Regions from separate parts of the Homo sapiens genome. Here region 2 is linked to region 1. Evidence: chromatin contacts called from ENCODE Hi-C or POLR2A ChIA-PET data. All regions are on one chromosome and are shown on one strand. The core of a region is the stretch at or near the end of the contact, and the rest is flanking DNA. Distances in the headings are between cores, read along the strand shown. Region 1 holds the start of SMAP2 (small ArfGAP2). Region 2 overlaps MACF1 (microtubule actin crosslinking factor 1).

Region 1 (5,712 bases), core at 3,213-5,712:
AATGGCCATACTGCCCAAGGTAATTTACAGATTCAATGCCATCCCCATCAAGCTACCAATGACTTTCTTCACAGAATTGGAAAAAACTACTTTAAAGTTCATATGGAACCAAAAAAGAGCCCACATCGCCAAGTCAATCCTAAGCCAAAAGAACAAAGCTGGAGGCATCACACTACCTGACTTCAAACTTTACTACAAGGCTACAATAACCAAAACAGCATGGTACTGGTACCAAAACAGAGATATAGATCAATGGAACAGAACAGAGCCCTCAGAAATAACGCCGCATACCTACAACTGTCTGATCTTTGACAAACCTGAGAAAAACAAGAAATGGGGAAAGGATTCCCTATTTAATAAATGGTGCTGGGAAAACTGGCTAGCCATATGTAGAAAGCTGAAACTGGATCCCTTCCTTACACCTTATACAAAAATCAATTCAAGATGGATTAAAGATTTAAACGTTAGACCTAAAACCATAAAAACCCTAGAAGAAAACCTAGGCATTACCATTCAGAACATAGGCATGGGCAAGGACTTCATGTCCAAAACACCAAAAGCAATGGCAACAAAAGACAAAATTGACAAATGGGATCTAATTAAACTAAAGAGCTTCTGCACAGCAAAAGAAACTACCATCAGAGTGAACAGGCAACCTACAAAATGGGAGAAAATTTTCGCAACCTACTCATCTGACAAAGGGCTAATATCCAGAATCTACAATGAACTCAACCAAATTTACAAGAAAAAAACAAACAACCCCATCAAAAAGTGGGCAAAGGACATGAACAGACACTTCTCAAAAGAAGACATTTATGCAGCCAAAAAACACATGAAAAAATGCTCATCATCACTGGCCATCAGAGAAATGCAAATCAAAACCACAATGAGATACCATCTCACACCAGTTAGAATGGCAATCATTAAAAAGTCAGGAAACAACAGGTGCTGGAGAGGATGTGGAGAAATAGGAACACTTTTACATTGTTGGTGGGACTGTAAACTAGTTCAACCATTGTGGAAGTCAGTGTGGCGATTCCTCAGGGATCTAGAACTAGAAATACCATTTGACCCAGCCATCCCATTACTGGGTATATACCCAAATGACTATAAATCATGCTGCTATAAAGACACATGCACACGTATGTTTATTGCGGCATTATTCACAATAGCAAAGACTTGGAACCAACCCAAATGTCCAACAATGATAGACTGGATTAAGAAAATGTGGCACATATACACCATGGAATACTATGCAGCCATAAAAAATGATGAGTTCATGTCCTTTGTAGGGACATGGATGAAATTGGAAATCATCATTCTTAGTAAACTATCACAAGAACAAAAAACCAAACACCGCATATTCTCACTCATAGGTGGGAATTGAACAATGAGATCACATGGACACAGGAAGGGGAATATCACACTCTGGGGACTGTGGTGGGGTAGGGGGAGGGGGGAGGGATAGCATTGGGAGATATACCTAATGCTAGATGACGAGTTAGTGGGTGCAGCGCACCAGCATGGCACATGTATACATATGTAACTAACCTGCACAATGTGCACATGTACCCTAAAACTTAAAGTATAATAAAAAAAAAAAAAAAAGAAAAGAAAATTCTATAACTGGCCAGGCGCGGTGGCTCATGCCAGTAATCCTAGTACTTTGGGAGGCTGAGGTGGGCGGGTCACGAGGTCAGGAGATTGAGACCATCCTGGCTAACAGGGTGAAACCCTGCCTCTATTAAAATACAAAAAATTAGCCAGGAGTGGTGGCACGTGCCTGTAGTCCTAGCTACTTGGGAGGCTGAGGCAGGAGAATTGCTTGAACCTGGGAGGCGGAGGTTGCAGTGAGCCGAGATCGCACCACTGCACTCCAGCCTGGCGACAGAGCGAGACTCGGTCTCAAAAAAAAAAATTTTATAACTAATGTGGAAACAGTTTTATGATAAGATAACATGTGCATGATGGAACAGAGTGAACATTTTTGCAAGACTAGTCAAAGCAAAATTCAAGACTTCAAAAAAAAAAATGTGTACTTGGGAGGAGCAGTTTGCTTTGTTTATATCCTCAGACCCTGGGCTATGCACTCACTTTACTCTGCTATTAGTAATGATAATAAAAAGAGCTAATACTTGATGTATCTGCTAGGATAGGCTAGCTTATACAGTGGTAAACAAACAAAACTCAATGGCAACACAATGCTTATTTCTTGCTTATGCTAAGTTATCCTCTATGGGCTGGCAGAGAGCTCTTGTTTATCAGCTACACAGAAATCCAGGCTAATAGAGCAACCAACATCTTCAGCATCAATAGTTGCCATGCCAGAGGGAAAGAGAAGCACAAGAGGCTCAAAGCAACAAATAAATGCTTCAGAGACAAAGTAATCCATCCTTTCTGCTCAAACTCATTGGTCTTTCCCAATCACTTGAAGGCCAGGAAATAAAATCCTACCATGTGCTCAGAAGGCAAAACGCCAGAAATATTTAGTGAAGAGCGCTAATTGTCTATCATTCACTATCTACCAAGGGCTGTTCTAATTATATTACAGGCATTATCTCAGCTAAGCCTCATAATAATCTTGTGAAATAGGTACTATTAATGTTATCATCATTCCCATTCTATAGATGAAATAACTGAGGCACCAAGAGGCTAAGTAACCTGCTCAAAGTCACACAGATAATAGGTGGTAAAAGCTGAAGATTTAAACTTAAGCATTCTTGCCCCAGAGTCTGTGTGCTTAACCACAAAGCCATGAGATCTCTCACTAGGTGGGAACAATTTGAGAAACACTGCCATAGGCAATGGAGAGCCACTAAAGGATTTTTTAAGCAGGAAGTGTGAGTCCATCAGAATTGGCATTTAAAAGCTCCCTCTAGAGAGCACGGTGAAGGATTAATTTAACCAGATTTAGACTAAGGCAGGAAGGCTATTTGCAGAGTGAGGAGATGAAGATGGGGAGGGCTTGAACTAAGGTACAATCACCACTCACCGCAATTAACTGGGTTTTGTTGTTGTTGTTGTTGTTTGAGACAGGGTAACGGGGTACATTGGGGGTTGGAGGGGTGGTTCTTACTGTGTTGCCCAGGCTGGATTCCAACTCCTGGGCTCAAGTGATGCTCTGGCTCTGGCATCCTGAGTAGCTAGGACTACAGGTATGTGCCACCACACCCAGTAACTAGTTAATCTTGACTGTCTATTTCAACTGAAAAATGGTTATGGTAATACCTACTTGGATGGGTTTTCTGAGGAAAAACACCCCAATGAACTTGTGTGTTTTTAAAAGTCAAGTCCCCTAGGCATGGCTAGAAGGGAAGAGGCTTAGCCAGAAAATTTAATTGTTGTGATTAATAAAGTAATAGAAATGTTTAGTTTTCCTCTGATGAGATGAAAGCTTTGAGGGGATCCTGGTCTTGGGAGAAAGTAAAGAAATGGAGGAGAGGGTTTCACCAGAGTTTAGATAACTCTTAGCATCTGCTTACTATCTTCCCTGATTAATTATTTCCATGGCAGCCAGAGTGACCTTTTAAAACCACAAATCGGATCATGCTGTTTCCCTCTCCCCTAGTACAGTGCCTGATACTTAGAAATTTCTCAGTAACATCGTGCTCAGTGAATGAATGAATGAATGAGTGAATGAAAACACAAGCCAGATGGCAGGTGGATCCCTAAGGAAAAGGACAGCCAATGAGAAATTATCTGTAGCAACGGTGGCTTTGGATGATGATGTTTAATAATCATTTTTAAGGAGTTGCCTGTTGTGTGCTATGCTTTAATCACTGTCCCCCACCCTTCCCAAATAACGTTCAGTAAAAGTCTGCCACAAAAAACTCGCTGTTTTGTGAGAATTTAAGAAATGGAAGAAGAAACAAACTGTCTGGGCACCAGGCCAAACAATATCCAAAAAGGCAGGAGTCACAGAGGAGAGCTAATGAGTATTAGTGGGAGCAGGTATTCCAAGTGAGAGGTGACCAGAGTCCTCTGAAAATGTGGGGAGGGGGTGACGTTCCTATATCCTGGGTTAGGGGCTTGGACTCTTATATTTGGCTGTTGGAAAAAACAAGCTGGAGGACTTTGGGGTATCAACAACCCTCAGGTTACATAAGGATGATCATAGGGTCGTTGTGAGGATTATGTTGGGATAGTTCATGCAAAGCGCTTAACACAGTGCCTAGCGCATAGTAAGAGCTCAGTAAATGTTAGTTGTTGTCTTCCTTCACTTTCTTCCATTCCCTCCACTCCCTTTCTACCAGGCTCCATTCATTCTCTTCCAAGGACACGCAGGGGGCGTGCCCACCCCTTCCCTCCGCCCCCACCCAAGGCCCGCCCCCCGCTTCTCCACGGATTGGTTCCCGAGAGGCGGAGCTGAAGGAAGAGCCCAGTGCGGCGCGGTGGGGGCGGGGCGCATGCGCGAGCTGGGCAGGGTGGAGGTGGGGAGGAAGAGCTGCCGGAAGTAGGCGGTGGAGGTGGTAGCGGAGCTGACGGCAGCTGCCAGGGAAACCGAGGCGCGGGACGCAAGGCCAGCAGACAGGCCGGCCAGAGGGTCATCTGCGTCCGGCACCCAGGAGGCTCGTGGTCCGCCTTTGCCTGGGCTGAGGGTCTCTGGCCCCGCAGCCTCTCTTGGAGGCGGGCCTGTCCCTAAGCCCGCCAAGGGGCGCCGCGCCGAGGGGCTGCGGAGTGGGGGACGGACGCCCCCGACCCGGGAAGGGGCGTCCGGCGGGGCCGGAGGAGAGGGCTCTCCCCGCTCAGGAGGTGCCCCTGGGCGGGGGACCGGGAGTCCTCAACCCCGGACTGAGGCAGGGGTCTCTGGGGGCGAGGAGGGCGCGTCGCCCTCTGCCCCCGCCGGCACCCTGGCCATGACAGGCAAGTCGGTGAAGGACGTGGATCGGTACCAGGCTGTCCTGGCCAACCTGCTGCTGGAGGAGGATAACAAGTTTTGTGCAGATTGCCAGTCTAAAGGTAGCGCATCCCACCTGGCGGGCCAGGGGTCCAGCCGCGCCGGGGTGGTGGGGGTGGGCTGCGTGAAGAGGCGGTTTCTGAAGCTTAGGCCGCCCAACTCGGCTTATAAGTGGTAACGCGTGCTGCGCTTGCAGTGAGCCTACTGGGCTTTCTGCAGCTGGGGGATTGGTATGGGTAGAGCTTGCGAGGGCGAGTCTGTGTGTGTCGGGGAGGGTGGAGGTGATGGTGCGGGTGGAAGTTGCCTGGCGTGTTCAGGTGAGAATGTCTGTATTTGAGGGCTCTGAATGAGTTCTGGGCCGGCTGTCCAGAGAGAGCTCCCAGCATGTCACTTGCAAAGCTGGGGATGAACTGCATTGCGTGCGTGCGTGCGTGCGTGTGTGTGTGTGTGTGTGTGTGTGTGTGAGAGAGAGAGAGAGAGAATGACGAGGAGGAGGAGGAGGGAAGTGAGATGGCGGAAAGGAAAACTGCTTAAATGATTTTTAAAGGTGGTGATTTTTGCTTCCTGCTATTTGGTTAGCAACTCCTGTCATTTTGCAGCCTTGCTAAGATCTGACAAGAGTGCTTAGGTGACTTTATTCTTCTGGATGTGTGCAGTGGGAAACTGCCTTATGCAGTGACACAGTGCGGATTTCTAGGCAGTGTAGCCCTGGCTTGTAGAGTGCGTTGGAGGCCTATGTATGAGTGGTGGCAGAAACTAGCCGATTATGCCTGTAGTGCAGGATCCGTTTAATCAGTGGAGAGAGAAAGATGAAT
Region 2 (5,712 bases), core at 1-2,500, 970 kb before region 1:
ACTAAAAATACAAAAATTAGCTGGGCATGGTGGTGCACACCTGTCATCCCAGCTACTTGGGAGGCTGAGGCAGGAGAATCACTTAAACCTGGGAGGTGGAGGTTGCAGTGAACCGAGATCGTGTCACTGCACCCCAGCCTGGGTGACAATGTGAGACCCTGTCTGGAAAAAAAAAAAAATTAACAACAACAACAAAAAAATTTGGAGACAGGATCTCACTCTGTCGCCAGGCTAGAGTGCAATGACACAATTACAGCTCATTGTAACCTTGAACTCCTGGGCTGAACGATTTTCTCAGCTCAACCTCCCAAGTAGCTAGGACTACAGATGCACATGCCTGGCCAATTTTTTAACTTTTTGTAGAGACGAGTGTCTTGCAATGTTGCTTCGGCTAGTCTTGAACTCCTGGCCTCAAGGGATACCCCTGCCTCAGCTTCTCAAAGTATTGGAATTACAGGTGTGAGCCATTGAGCCCAGCCAGAATTTGCTTCTTTAGAGTCCTGCCTTCAGCTCTCTACTTAGAAATATTTGTCTTTGCCATCTCTGTATATCTGAAATCCTAATGAGTAAATGTGATTCCCTCCATAAAGCCTTCTCTGATACCTCCTGCCTTCCTTCTTCCCACCCTTCTGTCAGGTCTTTTCTAACTTGCAAAGCCCCATGATTTTGTCATCACCATGGTTTTGGTGACCATTAGTCTAAAAAGAGGGATTAATACACTGTCTTTTGGAAAGTCTACAGGCAGGAAAGGGCTTACAGGGGTCATGAGAGTTCCTGCAGAGTGTGTGGAAAGTTTTCTCATGGGTTCACGAGTACATGAGAGCTCAAATAGCATCAAAATCCTTAGTATCCCACTTAAAGCAAACTTCGTGTCATGCTATGTTGCTTTATGAGCCACTCCGTAGCCATGTTTATAATAATAAAAGTACCAAAGGATGGCAGTGACTGATGCCCAACAGGTACAGACTAATACTGTGGAGTTTCTACTTGCTACTAAATAATGCTTGTAAAATCTAAAGATCCTAAGATGAAAGGCATTGTGTAGATTTAAAATGAGCAAGATCCAACCAGTCCTCTGTATCCTCTTCTACTCAGAATTAGTCTTCCAAGAGAGAGCACCCATCAAGGTGGGTGATAAGGCATCATAGAATCTAGGGAAGTGTGAATCTGGGGTCTCCAGATTGTCCCAGAGGGCTGGCATTTTAGGTCTGGAGCAGACAAGGGCAGGATGCCAGGTCCAAAACTTGGAAAGGGAGCTATGTTAGGGTGTGAGGAGACTCCACCCGGCTGTCTTTCATTAGGAAGACTGCAGGAAGGAGCTGGAAGGGCCAGGATTTTTCTTTCTTCTAAGTTCACTGAAGGAAAATCTAACACCAAATTCTGTACTTGGGAATTTCAAAATGAGTAGAGAATTCTTTGAACTCTGTAATCAATTAACCGGAAACTCATTTGAAATTTGGCTTCAGTGCATATGTTTGTGGTTACAGGGGTGGGGGAAATATCTGAAGAGGGTCTCTGGAGCTCCCTGTATTTCTCTTTTAAAAAGTTTATACACAGCATGTGAAATGAACAGATGCTTTTTTTTTTTTGTAGCTATCAGGGCAACAAGAGGTGGAAAGCTGTATCAGGTATTTATTTCAGTCCCTGAGATGGCTATTGGCAGAGTTTCACATACCTAAACTAAGGAGAAACTCATGAACAGATAAAAATTAAGACATGGAGGAGAACTTGTGCTTCCTCTCTTGATTTATTTCTAAACACATACTGATGATTTTTTAAAAAGAGCAAAGCACTCAGAAAGTATTCTTTGGCTTTGGGTTCTGGGGTTTTTTTGGAGGTGCGGTGGGAGGATTAGATTACTATATGTAATTTCTCTTTAGGTTGTATTTAAATTTGTTTTCCTAACACCCTAATTAGAGAGAGTGTGACTGCAGATAATAAGTAATTCGAATCTGAATTTCATAGTCGTAGGAATGCTCCATTTATTTATTTATATGGATCACTGATGAGAGTAGTAAGAATATTGGTAGATAGACATGGGAGGGAATTATTTAAGAAAAGTCTGGATTGGTTGATACCTGACTTGGTGAGGAAACAGTAAAGGAATTTCTGTTCATGAAGTTTGTGATTCCACATCAAGATAATTCTTTATGGCTGGGAACAGTAGCTACGCCTGTAATCCCAGCACTTTGGGAGGCTGAGGTGAGTGGATCACCTGAGGTCAGGTCACCAGCCTGGCCAACAAGGGGTGAAACCCATCTCTACTAAAAATACAAAAAATTAACTGGGTGCGGTGGCGCATGCCTGTAATCCCAGCTATTGGGGAGGCTGAGGCAGGAGAATCGCTTGAACCCAGGAGGCAAAGATTGCAGTGAGCCAAGATTGCGCCACTGCACTCCAGTCTAGGCGACAGAGTGAGACAGAGTCTCACTCAAAAAAAAAAAAAAAAAAAACATTCTTTATAATAGAATAACCACCCATGTTTCATCCAGAGCCAGAATTCCTCAGATTCTTCCAACCAGAGGGGCCCTGGCATGCTAAACAGTCTGTTATGATATCTGAACACTTAAGTGAATGTATTTGGCCAGGGATATTTGCTAGTAAAATTGATCTTTCCTTCCCTGAGTTTTTCCAGTTGTGCTGAATAATTAAAGGAAAATTAAAACCTGGATTCCCTAAACTGTTAAGTATCAGATCTGTAAGCTGTCAGTCCTTAGGATTACAGTGTATCAGAGTTAGAAAGGACTTTAAAATTCATCTGAACAAACTGCAGAAGATTTGTAAATCTGTTTTCCCAAATCTCTGCCAAGTGATTGCTTGAATTTCTGCTCAAACACCTCCAGGGTCAGGAAAGTCACCAGTTTAGGGGACACTCTATTCTTTGAATAGCTGTGAGAAGCTCTTTGTTGGTTTTAAATCTCACATCTTAGTGTGCCAGCTTAAGGAGATACCCAGAACAAGTTTCCTTCCTCCCACGTCTCAGCCCTTCAGATACTTCATGCTAATTACATCTCCTAGAACTTTCTCTAGGTCAGACATTATTGGGTCTTGCACTGTTTGTTCTTCATAGGACAGGGTTTCTAGTGTCTTGGCAGTATACGACCAAGAGGACACAGGATTCTGGGGCAGTGCCTTTAAAAGTTTTAGAACTAAAAAATATTAAAACTAGAAAGGGTGTCAAGACACAACCTAGTCGGCCTCCCCACCCCTTTCAGTTTACAGATGGGCAGAGTCTTTTGGATTTGAGTGGGTAGAATTGATCAGCAGCCGTTGTTGAAGTGAGAAATGAAGTGTAAAGCATTTTACCAGAGAAAGGTCTTTTAGTTGCCTAATTCCGATTACAGGCTTCAGCGCACTTCTCATTTTTGCCAAGGACCAGTCTGATTCCCTAAGTAAGCCTAAGGCTCAGCTCAAGGTTTCAGTGCCAGATCTTCATACACCAGGTGTTGGTTTCACTTACTGTTTGTGTAAAGGATAGAAATAACTTTTCCATAAGTTTTGCGGTATATATTGACCACATGGTCCGACAGAGATTCCGAATTTTAATAGATGTTTTTTTCCTTCATAAAATCAGAGAATGGCCATCACAAATAGAACAGAGTATTGGACCCGTTCAGAGATGCAGCTGCCTCTGGTGGACAGTTTCCTGGGTTGCCCTTTGTACTTTCTTTGTTTAACAGTCACCAGGTGACCAAGTGGCTTTTCTAAAAGCCAAAGGCCGTGGACGACGGGATTGTGAGCGACTTTTCTCTAGTGTTTTCTATTTGAGATTTGAAATACCCATGCTTTTCATCTGGTCCAAGGAGGCTCAGGTTTCCTTGGCTGTGCGCAACTATAAAGGACCCAGGTGTTTGGTCGTAGGGCTCAGCTGTTGGCATCCCCACCTCCCCCAACACCCCATTTTCTTCCGTCATTGATACCACTCAGGTCTGTGAGCAGAGAAATCCTGGTGGGAGAATTGACCAGGACTTGATATACTTGAGAAGGGGGAGAGGGAAGGTAGAATGTGCCTAGAGTTATCCAATAACTTTGGTCTCTGAGCGTGACCGAATTCCTTTGGGACACCGGGAAAGTGCCGGGTTTAAGGCTGGAGTGTTCTTCGGTCCGGCAAGGGGCGCGCTAAAGGTGACACTGGAAGGAGCAGGGACAGCCTTTGGCGGCAGAGATGGAGCCGAGAGCGATGCAGGCGGCCTACCCCAGCCGGCGCGACCTGCCGGCACACGGGAACTCGAGTGGCCGTCGCCAGAGCCGGCTAGCTGGGGGAGCGCGGGCGCCCTTTCTGGATTCGTTCGCCTTTGGGCTGGGCTCGGAGCCGGGCCGGTTGGAGCGAGACAGGGGCGGGAGGGGCCGGGCCAGCGGGAGGAGGGCGGGGCTTTCCTTTGTCAGGGGATTTGCGCCGCGCAGCCCAGACTCGCGCGGGTTCCGTTCCTCTCCTTGCGCCCTCTCCGGGGGCGGGGCGTTCCCCTCTGGCCCCGGGGCGCGGTGGGCGTGGGCTGCGGGAGCCGAACGGCTGGCGTCCCGGGTCTCTCGCTCCGAATCCCGCAGAAGCCCCTCCTTCGGCGCCTCAGCCTCCAATCCTCTCCACCGCTCCCTCCACTCTCGGAGTCGCTCCTCTCCCCGGCCCCGCCCCCGCCGGGCCCCGCCCCCGCCCTCGTCCTCCTTCCTGTGCTCTCCGCGTCGCGCGCTCCCTGGCTTCCAGGGGGCTGCCCGGGCGGGGCGGCGCAGCGCGGCGGCGCGGGGAAGGGGGAGGAGAGCCGCCCGCCAGCCGAGCACTTCCAGCGAGCTAGCGAGCTAGCGGGTCGCGCTGCGCGGGGGAGGAGGACTCGCCCCCCGCCCGACCCTAGCGGAGCCTTTTGTTCCCAGCCAGAAGTTTGCATGCCGGGACCGTGACAGCTGCGGGCGGGGAGGACGGCGGGGCCGCGGGGCCAGCGGCGTGGTGGAGAATAGAGGCGGCTGCTTGTCATGCAGCCCACGGCGTGGCGGCTGCGGGCCGGGGACTGGCGGCGGCGGGCGAGGCGGCGCCCACAGCACTCGGGACTCAGCTGCCGGAGGGACAAACTAACTTCCTGAGCGCGGGACCTGAGGCTGGCGCGGCCGGGAGCCACCTGCAGCCTGCGGTGAGGCGACCCTGGCCCTCGGGGCGCGCGGCATGGCGCGGGGAAGCGGGCCGTGCTGAGCGAGCCCCTCCGACAGACCCGCGGCCGCTGCTGCTGCCCGCCCGCCCGCCTGCCTTTCCGAAGGCCTGGCGCGGGGCTCCGCTCGCCTTGTTTTGCAGCTACAGCGCAGGGTTGGCCTGGGAGCCACAACAATGCCATGATGTTTTGGAGACAGGAAGCCCCAAGCTGGCCCCGAATGAAGGACTTCCTGTGTTTAAAGTTGCAGGAATATCCGCCGACCAGCCCAGTTCAAATGCAAACACCCCAGCTAGGGAGGACGAATGGCTAATTCAGACCAGCTGGACTCTCCAGGGCTGGAACTGAGGATAAAATGAAAGGAATTCTTAGGAGCTTGGGCCATACTTGAAGACTAGAGAGGCTGTGCCATTGTTATTAAAGGATACAATCGGCATAAATTTGCTGCTCCCAACTCTGCTTCGGTGAGAAGTGAGTGGAACTAGATATCGAAAAAGACTCGTCAATATCAGATGATTTTTGTTGACTGTATTTGAAAGAGCAGTGCTCTTAAAAAAAATTAAACCATAAGCCATACAAG

What was found. Hi-C counts contacts between places; a loop is a spot of excess contacts on that map. ChIA-PET counts read pairs that join two places held with the same protein, here RNA polymerase II (POLR2A). Pooled maps may share reads with other maps.
Region 2: a pooled map shows a loop between it and region 1 (2.4-fold over the local background). The contact joins the enhancer-like site here to the promoter of SMAP2 in region 1. A Hi-C loop is called at or near these places in 4 of 50 pooled maps. POLR2A ChIA-PET finds 5 or more read pairs at or near these places in 2 of 52 experiments (PC-3 and activated CD8-positive, alpha-beta T cell).

What each region holds. Positions count from the first base shown.
Region 1 is chr1:40,369,265-40,374,976 of GRCh38, forward strand. It overlaps SMAP2 (small ArfGAP2), which reads left to right and starts at 4,463. Exons shown (of 10, transcript NM_022733.3): 1 at 4,463-4,959. The coding sequence starts at 4,857. RefSeq lists silencers at 4,206-4,525, 4,596-4,735 and an enhancer at 4,721-5,220.
Region 2 is chr1:39,404,306-39,410,017 of GRCh38, forward strand. All of the region lies in intron 58 of MACF1 (microtubule actin crosslinking factor 1), which reads left to right. Among named protein-coding and RNA genes, the nearest start is that of BMP8A, 84 kb to the right of the region's middle. RefSeq lists silencers at 4,218-4,827, 4,838-5,067. Within about 2 kb of position 1,251, at least 3 of the 41 ENCODE cell types and tissues checked have a DNase peak (open chromatin) inside an H3K27ac peak, as active enhancers do.